Linked DNA regions of Homo sapiens: region 2 is linked to region 1. A link is an interaction called in ENCODE POLR2A ChIA-PET data of the cell type or tissue named here. Cell type or tissue: GM12878. All regions are shown on one strand. Region 1 overlaps SUFU (SUFU negative regulator of hedgehog signaling). Region 2 overlaps SLC68A1 (solute carrier family 68 member 1).

Region 1 (5,000 bases):
GATCATGAGGTCTGGAGTTCGAGACCATCCTGGCCAACATGGAGAAACCTCGTCTCTACTAAAAATACAAAAAATGAGCCGGGCATGGTGGCACACGCCTGTAGTCCCAGCTACTCAGGAGGCTGAAGCAGGAGAATCTCTTGAACCTGGGAGGTGGAGGTTGCAGTGAGCCCAGATTGCACCACTGCACTTCAACCTGGTGACAGCGTGAGACTCCGTCTCAAAAAAAAAAAAAAGAGAAAGAAAAGAAAGAAAAAAGAAAGAAATAAGAGCTTTTGTAGGGGAAGAAGTGACATCACCCCTGGTTCTGGAGTTGGACTGGGCTGGCCTCCTATGCCATGTGTTTCCGGAGGCACATGGTCCCCTCTTCCCTTTCTTCTGATACCATCACTGGGCTTGAGACTGAGCCATAATGCCTAACCCTGGTACCTTTGCAGGGTCAGTAGCCACCGTGGCTGGCCTGGCATTCCTTGCTTCAAAGACCAATGGAAGCATCCAGGCCACCCCCAGAGGAAGGGGCCTGACCTTGGGCCTCTCTTGCCATGTCCTTGGCATATGCATATGAACACTTAGCAACAGACTATGTGAAGCCTTGCACGCTAGACCTGCAGATACAGTAGTGACCAAGATACAACCCTGCCCTTGTGGGGTTTATAGTCTAGGCTGGAGATGATGATGATGATGATGATGATGATGATGATGATGATGTTGTTGATGATTTTAAGACAGAGTCTTGCTCTGTCTCGCTTCGGTTAGAGTGCAGTGGCACCATCTCAGCTCACTAGAGCCTCTGTTTCCTGGGTTCAAGAGATTCTCCTGTCTCAGCCTCCTAAGTAGCTGGGACTACAGGCGCCCACCAACACACCCGGTAATTTTGTATTTTTAGTGGAGACGGTTTCACCATGTTGGCCAGGCTGGTCTGAAACTCCTGACCTCAGGTGATCCACCTGCCTCGGCCTCCCAAAGTGCTGGGATTACAGGCGTGAGCGTGAGCCACTGTGCCTGGCCAGGAGATTATAAATGGTAGAAAATTTTGGAAAATACAAAGAAGTTTGAAAAACAAAAATTATACTGTAGTAGCCACTATAATAATTTTATTGCTTTTTTTTTTTTTTTTTTTGAGACAGAACCTCACTCTGTTGCCAGGCTGGAGTGCAGTGGTGCAATCTCGGCGCACTGCAACCTCCGCCTCCCGGGTTCAAGCAATTCTCCTGCCTCAGCATCCCGAGTAGCTGGGACTACAGGCGCCTGCCACTACACCTGGCTAATTTTTGTATTTTTAGTAGAGACAGGGTTTCACCATGTTGGCCAGGATGGTCTCGATCTCTTGACCTCGTGATCCACCTGCCTCGGCCTCCCAAAGTGTTGAGATTTCAGGCGTGAGCCACCATGCCTGGCCTGCATTTTCTTTTTCCCTTATATATTTTACTCACATTTAAAATTTCGTATTTACATCAACATTTTGAATCATACTTTATGTTGAATTTTGTTTTGTGTTTTTTCATAACTACTTATTTGTGGCATAATGTACATAACTTATCTTTTTCTTAAATTATTATACTTTTTGAGATGGAGTCTTACTCTGTTGCCCAGGCTAGAGTGCAGTGGTGTGATCTTAGCTCACGGCAACTTCTGCCTCCTGGGCTCCACTGATCCTCCTGCCTCAGCCTCCCGAATAGCTGGGACTGCAGGCATGTGCCACCAAACCCAGCTAATTTTTGTATTTTTAGCAGAGAGAGGGTTTCACTGTGTTGGCCAGGCTGGTCTTGAATTCCTGACCTCAGGTGATCTGCCCGCGTTGGTCTCTCAAAGTGCTGGGATTACAGGCATGAGCCACTGCACCCAGCCTACATAATTTAAATTTACCTTTTTTTTTTTTTTTTTTTTTGAGTCAAGGTCTTGCTCTGTCACTCAGGCTGCAGTGCAGTGGTGCAGCCACAACTTACTGCAGCCTGGACCTCCCAGACTCAGTGATTCTTCTGCTACAGACTCCGAGTAGCTGGGACCACAGCTGCACACCACCATGGCCAGCTAATTTTTAAATTGCTTGTAGAGATGGGATGTCCTTATGTTGCCCAGGTTGGTCGCAGACTCCTGGGCTCAAGCAGTCCTCCCACCTTGGACTCCTATAGTGCTGGGATTATAGGCATGATCCACTGCACCCAGCCCAAAATTTACCATTTTAACCATTTTTAGATTTACAGTTCAGTGGAATTAAGTACATTTACCTTGTTGTGCAACCATAACCACCTTCCACTTTCAGAAACACTCTGTACCCCTTAAACAATAACTCCCCCTTCTCACTTCCTCCAAACCCTGGCAACCACCATCTTATTTCTGTCTCTATGAATGTGACTACTCTGGGTACTTCATATAAGTGGAATCATATGACATTTGTCCCTTTGTGCCTGGCTTATTTCACTTAGCATAATGTCTTCAGGGTTCATCCATGTTGTAGCAGATGTCAGAATTTTCTTCCTTTTTAAAGGCTAATATTCCATTATATGTGTATACCAATTTGGCTTGTCCATCCATCTATTGACTGACTCTTGGGTTGCTTCTACCTTTTGACTATTGCTAATAATGCTACTCTGAACATCAGTATACAAATTTCTATTCAAGACCCTGCTTTCAGTTCTTTTGGATATATACCTGGAAGTAGAATTGCTGGATCATGTGGCAATTCTATGTTTAATTTTTGAGGAACCGCCATACTGTTTTCCATAGCAGCTGTATCATCTTACATTTCCACCAGCAATGTGTAAGGGTCCTAATTTCATGACCATTGTGAAAGGAGTTTATTTTTATGCTATAGTGAATAATAGGTGAACAGAAAACATTAGAGGCTATAGAGTGGGGTTCTGATGTAAAGTTCCTGTTCCTCTTTACCAGTAAGAGGTGGAAAGAGAACCCCTCACCTCTCAAAGATTAGTCCCTCTGCTTTCAGAACCATTGTTTTTAGTGACTTGTAATGTCCTACCACATAATGTGCCAGAACTCATATAATACCGCTACTTGTAGAACAGTTAGATTGTTTCTAGATTTTTTATTCTTATAAATACTACTGAATATACTTATGCAAGAGGCTTTTTTTTTTCCAAATGTAAGATTATTCCCTTAGGTAAATTAGCAGAACTGGAAACTGCTACTGTAAGTAATCACTGACACTAAGATCTACTGTGTTCCAGGTGCTGTTCTAAGTGTTTTCTATATTATATGTTAACTCATTTTAGTAGCTACCATATGGAAACTACAATTATCTTCGTTTTTGAAAAAAGACTTTTTTAGAGCCGTTTTAGGTTCTCAGCAAAATTGAGCAGAAAGTACAGAGAGCTACCACACACCCTCTGCTTACCACACGCATGCATGCACACACACACATGTATGCAGCCTCTCCCGCTGTCAACATCCTTACCCAGATTGGTACATTTGTTACAGTCAGTGAACCTACGTTGACACATCATCACCACCCAAAGTTCATAGTTTACATTAGAAGTGAGAAGGTATATAAGTGAAATGTAGATAAGAAGAGAAGTAAACTCTTCTTATCTACATTTTACAGATGAAGAAACTGAGGTACAGAGAGGCTAAGTGATTTGCCAAGGGTCACACAGCCAGGAAGGGTGGCAGAGCTAGGATTTGGGCATAGGCAGCCTGGCTTCAGAGACTGTGCTCTGGCACTGCTGACATTTTGGTGGCTCTTGATGCATATTCAGTGCTTTTTAAGTGTGGCAGTGTTTTGCTTTGTGCGGGTCAGACAGTGGACACTTCAGGATCGGTTGACCAACTGTCCCCATTTGCCTGGGCTTTTCCTGGTATGTGGGGCTTTCAGTTCTAAAGCCAGAAAAGTCCTGGGCAAACAAGACAAGTTGGTCACCCTGCTTCAGTGACTCCAGAGTCTTTTTTAGTAACTTAATTGTCACATCTCTTAGATGCCTTCAAATGTTTCCTCAATCTTTCTGTTTTTCATGACCTTTTGAAGAGTACAGGTCAGTTATTTTATAGAATGTCCTTCAATTTGGATTTATCTGATGTTTCCTCATGCGTAGGATCAGTGTATGTATTTCTCCATAGGAATATCACAGACATGTTGTGCCCTTCTTAGTGATCATATCAGGAGGCACTTGATGTTGATTTGTCTAATTACTGTTGATGATGTCTAATTACTTTGATTGTTTGGTTAAGGTGGTGTCTGCTAGGTTTCTCTTCTGTATAGTTACTGCTTTTCCATTAATAATTAATAAGTAACTTGTGGGAAGGCATTTTGAGGCTATGTCAGTATCTTGTTTCTCATCAGATTTTTTACCCACTATTTTTACCACCCGTTGATGATTCTTGCCTGAATTATTATTACAATAGTTGTCAAATGGTGACTTCTCATTTGATAATTGTTTCTACATTCATTCATTGATATTGAGATTTTACTGTAAGGAAGAGTCTTCTCCATATTTACTTACTTATTCATTTATTTATATCAATGTATTAGGGCTCTCTAGGAAAAACAATTGGAGATGCACATCCACATATCTATATATTATCTATACACATAATATAAATACAAATCTATAAAGAGATTTAGGAGAAAGAATTAGCTCATGCGATTACAGATGCTGGCAAGTCCAAAATCTTTAGAGCCAGTGTCACTAGGTCCATTACAATCAGTGTGGACTCATAGATTTTTATTTTAATTAATAGATTATAATTTGTTAGGATGCTTTAATTTAATGCTCAGATTGTTGTTGATTTGGCCAGTGAGAACCTTGAGTTTGGCTTCTCTCTACTTTTGGCATGTTCCCATCATTCTCTGAACCACTTCCTTACTTTCTGGCACAGTAGGAAATTTCAGAATCATTTTGTACTTTGCCAGCCCAGGAATCAGCCATTTATCCAGGAAGCCCTGGTTTTATTTAGTGGAGAATGGTATATAGAAGCCATGATCCGGAGGCTAGGTATTATCATTGCTCTTGGAGTGTCACTGCTCCCAGTGGCCAGAACTAGGA
Region 2 (5,000 bases), 69 kb before region 1:
CCTGGGCAACATGGTGAAACCCCATCTCTACAAAAATACAAAAATAAGCTGGGCATGATGGCAGGTGCCTGTAATCCCAGCTACTCGGGAGGCTGAGGTGGGAGAATTGCTTGAACCTGGGAAGCGGAGGTTGCAGTGAGCCAAGATTGCACCATTACACTCCAGCCTGGGCAACAGAGCAAGACTCCACCTCAAAAAAAAAAAAAAAAAAAAAGATAAGCATTATTACCTGATTTTATAGATGAGGAAACTCCGGCCCAGAAGGGTTGAATTGCCTGAGGTTACACTCTTAGTAGGAAGTACAGTTGGGATTTGAACCCAGGCCCTGCTGATGGCAAAGGTCATACCTGTTCCATCTCATTAACCTTTGAGGTTTTCTTCTACCCAGTGTGGGTGCAGGGAGGTGGCTGGGGGAGGCTGGGGACCTTGTGTTCAGGGCTCACCTTCTCCAGCAACAAGGACAAATCACTGGGCATCTGGGTAGGCGGGGGGAGCCTTCACTCCATTTTGACAAAGGCAGGAGAGTTCTGAAAGCCCTGGAGGAATTGGAGTAAGTGACCCTGCTAAGGATAGTGACAGAGGCGGACATTGTGCTTTACAGCCCTAAGCACCTTTAGAGAGCGTCTCATTTAATTCCCACCTCAGCCCTGTGTGGCGGGCATGGGGCCTCTCCATTTTAGGGAAGGGCTGAGAGGTTGGATAGTAATGATCTGTAAAGCTTTAATGCTCACCATTTTTAAACATTTATTTGTATTTATTTCTTTTTGAGGTAGAGTCTTGCTCCGTCGCCCAGGCTGAAGTGTAGTGGCATGTTCTGGGCTCACTGTAACCTCCACCTCTGGGGTTCAAGCGATTCTCCTGCCTCAGCTCCCCAGTAGCTGGGATTACAGGCGCCCGCCACCACGCCGGCTAATTTTTGTATTTTTAGTAGAGACGAGGTTGTGCCATGTTGGCCAGACTGGTCTCAAATTCCTGGCCTCAAGTGATCTGCCCACCTTGGCCTCCCAAAGTGCTGGGATTACAGGTGTGAGCCACTCCGCCCAGCCCCATATGTCTTTTTAACATACGTTACTCAGAAAAGCAGTGTCGAGGGAATGTAGGGTAATAGATGTGTTCATTATCTTGTTTGTGGTTATGATTTCACAGGTACATGCATATGGTAAAACTTATCAGCTTGCATGCTTTGAAAACTGTGCAGTTTAGTGTTTGTCAATTAGACCTGAATAAAGCTTTGAGGAAAAAAAGAAATGCATTTTCTTCAGGGGGTTCAAGGGCCTCAGGGAAAGGCCATCCTCCTGCCTTGGGACAAGATAGGATCACTGTGGCCCACGGGGGTGGTGGTGGGGACTTGCAGGCTTACAGTGCTTCTTCTTTTTTTCTTTTTGAGACTGAGTTTCGCTCTTGGTGCCCAGGCTAGAGTGCGTTGGCGCAATCTTGGCTCACTGCAGCCTCTGCCTCCCGGGTTCAAGCAATTCTCCTCCCTCAGCCTCCCTAGTAGCTGGGATTACAGGCATGTGCCACCATGCCCGGCTAATTTTTTGTATTTTTAGTAGAGACGGGGTTTCACCGTGTTGGCCAGGCTGGTCTTGAACTCCTGACCTCAGGTGATCCGCCTACCCCGGCCTCCCAAAGTGCCTTATTACAGGCGTGAGCCACGGCACCCGGCTGGGTCTCAGGGTTTTTATAAGCATAGGATGGGGGTGTGGTGGGCCGGGTGGTCTTGGGAAATGCAACATTTGGGCAGGAAAAAAAAAAATGCCTGTCCTCACCTAGGTCAGGCCCAGGGGTGGAGCCCTAGCCAGGGACCACGCCCTCCTCTACCCAGCACTTCCCTTCCCTGATTCCATATCATTTAAAGGGACCACATTCTTCCGTTTCTGGCACTTCCCTTCCCGTCTTCCTTATCAATACCAACAGTGAGTGCTTTCTGTGAGTTACCTTGTTTAATCCTTATGATTTGCAAAATAGGCCTAACAATCTCCTTTTACCTTTTGCAGAAGAGGAAGCTAAGGCCTGGGTTGGGTAACTGCCTGACGTTTTACTGTAAGTGCATTGTGTGCCCAAGCTCAGGGTTGTCCCGTCTAGACCATTAAAGTCACACAGTGCAATTTAAGAAGACAATGAGGCAATCTCAGCACTTTGGGAGGCCGAGGTGGGTGGATCACAAGGTCAGGAGATCGAGACCATCCTGGTGAATGAAACCCCGTCTCTACTAAAAATACAAAAAATTAGCCGGGCGTGGCGGCGGGTGCCTGTGGTCCCAGCTACTCGGGAGGCTGAGGCAGGAGAATGGCGTGAATCCGGGAGGTGGAGCTTACAGTGAGCGGAGATCTGGCTACTGCACTCCAGCCTGGGCAACAGAGCGAGACTCTGTCTCAAAAAAAAAAAAAAGACATCGAGCATCCAGCCCTGGCACGCGACCTGGCTCAGCACTTGCTGGGTGTCTGCCGTCTCTTCCCACAGGCTCTCTGTTTCCTCGAGTCACTCCCAGATTAGTGGTGTCTAGCTCAGCACTGTTTCTGTTATACTTCATTCATAATTCCCAGCGCTGTTGTAAGTACAAACTCTCTCCTGTTGGAAATGAGTTTTTAAATGATTCAGAGGTCTGGGGTTAAGAACAGAGCTGGCTCTGATCCCTGTTGCTCACTGGTTCCTTCTTCCCCAGGGACGAGGATGGGAAGACCGCCTGTGGCCATGAGCCCTCCCCGGTGCTCCTGGGGCTAAGGCTGGGGCTGCAGCCATGGGGCTGGGTCAGCCCCAGGCCTGGTTGCTGGGTCTGCCCACAGCTGTGGTCTATGGCTCCCTGGCTCTCTTCACCACCATCCTGCACAATGTCTTCCTGCTCTACTATGTGGACACCTTTGTCTCAGTGTACAAGATCAACAAAATGGCCTTCTGGGTCGGAGAGGTAGGGCCAGTGCTGGGTGGCTAACATGGAGGAGGGGGTGGGGTGGAGACTAGAGGCTGCCCAGGCTGCTGGGCAGATTGCAGGTGCCTGGTCCCACCCAGTCAGAGGCCTGGGCAGTCCAGGTTGTTCACCAAGACTCATCAAGAAAAGCTGTGGAGGCCTTGATGACTCCTCCTCGATGGGGACTAGACTAGCTTTCCTGGCCACTGTCTTACATAGTTGCTGTTCTGTGTACTCATATATATAATATGTTCACGTATATGAATTTATCAGCTGCATACATTTACCAGCTGGGCCCTGGATGGGTGGGAGTTTGAAGGGGGCAGTGGTTTGACTGGCAGAGTAGGTTTTTTTGTTTTTTTTTTTGAGATGGAGTTTCACTTTTGTCTCACAGGCTGGAGTGCAATGGCGCAATCTCAGCTCACTGCAACCTCCGCCTTCGTGGTTCAAGTGATTCTCCTGTCTCAACCTCATGAGTAGATGGGATTACAAGCACCCGCCACCACGCCCGGCTAATTTTTGTATTTTTAGTAGAGACGGGGTTTCGCCATGTTGGCCAGGCTGGTCTCAAACTCCTGACCTCAGGTGATCCACCTGCCTCGGCCTCCCAAAGTGCTGGTGTGAGCCACCAGCGCCTGGCCAGAGTGGGTTTTAGCAGAGGAACTGACACCAGCAAAGGTTTGCAGGTAGGAAAGCTGGGGCCATCTTTCAGGGGTGGTGAGCAGGCTGAGGGGGGAGGAGCCCTGGAGAGGATGCTGTCTAGAGCCCACCTTCCTGTCTCCCCTCTGCCTGCAGACAGTGTTTCTCCTCTGGAACAGCCTCAATGACCCCCTCTTCGGTTGGCTCAGTGACCGGCAGTTCCTCAGCTCCCAGCCCCGGTTGGTGTATTGGGAACAGCTCGTAATTGGTTCAGTCCCACCCTACTGCTACCCAGGAGGGAGGACCCCTGCCTGTGTTTGGGGTGGGGAAGGAAGGGGAGACTATTTCAGTGTTGCCCATGGCTCTTCCCTTACTGGGGTCCAGGGTGCTCTGTTTGGGTTGGAGAGGTGGCCTTGGACGTACACTTGCCTGGCTCGGCAGGGGAAGAGATCTACCCTGGCTTGGCTTGGTTGGCCCCTCTGGACTGTGGACTGCAAACACCCTCTGCTGCTTCTGGAAGATTCCTTTGCCCCATCCCTGCTTGAGCCCGTCATCACCCCCAACCTTGAGAAGTGGGCATCCCATACCCTTTGGCCATCAGCCCAACAGGCTAATAAGGGGGTGGAAATTGGGGCAGAGGAGGAGAGTGTACCCACTGGTGAGTTGTGCTTCCTAAGTTGCAGACTGGGGACTTAGGGGACAGTGGCACCACCCTGTTGTGAGTCCCACACCCTGGGCCTCCATCCCTCCCCTGGGGCCTGGGCAAGGGGAACTTCAGCCTGCCAAGTCTGACACGGCATCTCCCAACAACTCTCCTTTCCCCGGCAGGTCAGGCGCCGGGCTCTCCTCAAGGGCTGTGGTGCTGGCCCGGGTGCAGGCCCTGGGCTGGCATGGGCCGCTGCTGGCGCTGTCGTTCCTGGCGTTCTGGGTGCCCTGGGCCCCAGCTGGCCTGCAGTTCTTGCTGTGCCTGTGCCTCTATGATGGCTTCCTGACGCTCGTGGACCTGCACCACCATGCCTTGCTGGCCGACCTGGCCCTCTCAGCCCACGACCGCACCCACCTCAACTTCTACTGCTCCCTCTTCAGCGCGGCCGGCTCCCTCTCTGTCTTTGCATCCTATGCCTTTTGGAACAAGGAGGATTTCTCCTCCTTCCGCGCTTTCTGCGTGACACTGGCTGTCAGCTCTGGGCTGGGCTTTCTGGGGGCCACACAGCTGCTGAGGCGGCGGGTTGAGGCGGCCCGAAAGGACCCAGGGTGCTCAGGCCTGGTTGTGGATAGCGGGTGAGTGGCCAGCCCCGGCTCTTCAGGTCCTCACCAGCAACCTTCTAAGTCTGATTTCGGTGCTGGGTCCCCGGCTGATGGGGGCTGCCCTGGGATGTGTTGGGGGATAACTCTGGCCAGCCCCAGGCAGTTCTCCACTCCCTTCTGCCCCATAGCCTGTGTGGAGAGGAGC

Evidence for each region. Peaks named below come from ENCODE experiments on the same cell type or tissue, not always from the same donor. Only the 100,000 strongest peaks of a DNase experiment are listed, where the experiment ranks them.
Region 2: POLR2A ChIA-PET joins it to region 1 with 5 read pairs; 6 of 35 experiments call an interaction of 5 or more read pairs at or near these places.

Annotation. Positions count from the first base shown.
Region 1 is chr10:102,535,263-102,540,262 of GRCh38, forward strand. The region is part of intron 2 of SUFU (SUFU negative regulator of hedgehog signaling); the gene reads left to right. Among named protein-coding and RNA genes, the nearest start is that of SUFU, 34 kb to the left of the region's middle. RefSeq lists an enhancer at 1,915-2,074. In GM12878, a CTCF peak has its summit at 4,982; a DNase peak (open chromatin) is centred at 2,314; H3K27ac peaks cover 1,685 bases.
Region 2 is chr10:102,466,290-102,471,289 of GRCh38, forward strand. SLC68A1 (solute carrier family 68 member 1) reads left to right here. Exons shown (of 10, transcript NM_024789.4): 3 at 2,666-2,908; 4 at 3,704-3,786; 5 at 4,376-4,828; 6 at 4,984-5,000. The coding sequence starts at 2,741. The region is part of intron 1 of LOC124902493 (a long non-coding RNA gene); the gene reads right to left. Among named protein-coding and RNA genes, the nearest start is that of SLC68A1, 7.4 kb to the left of the region's middle. In GM12878, no CTCF peak of the experiment used is centred here; no DNase peak of the experiment used is centred here.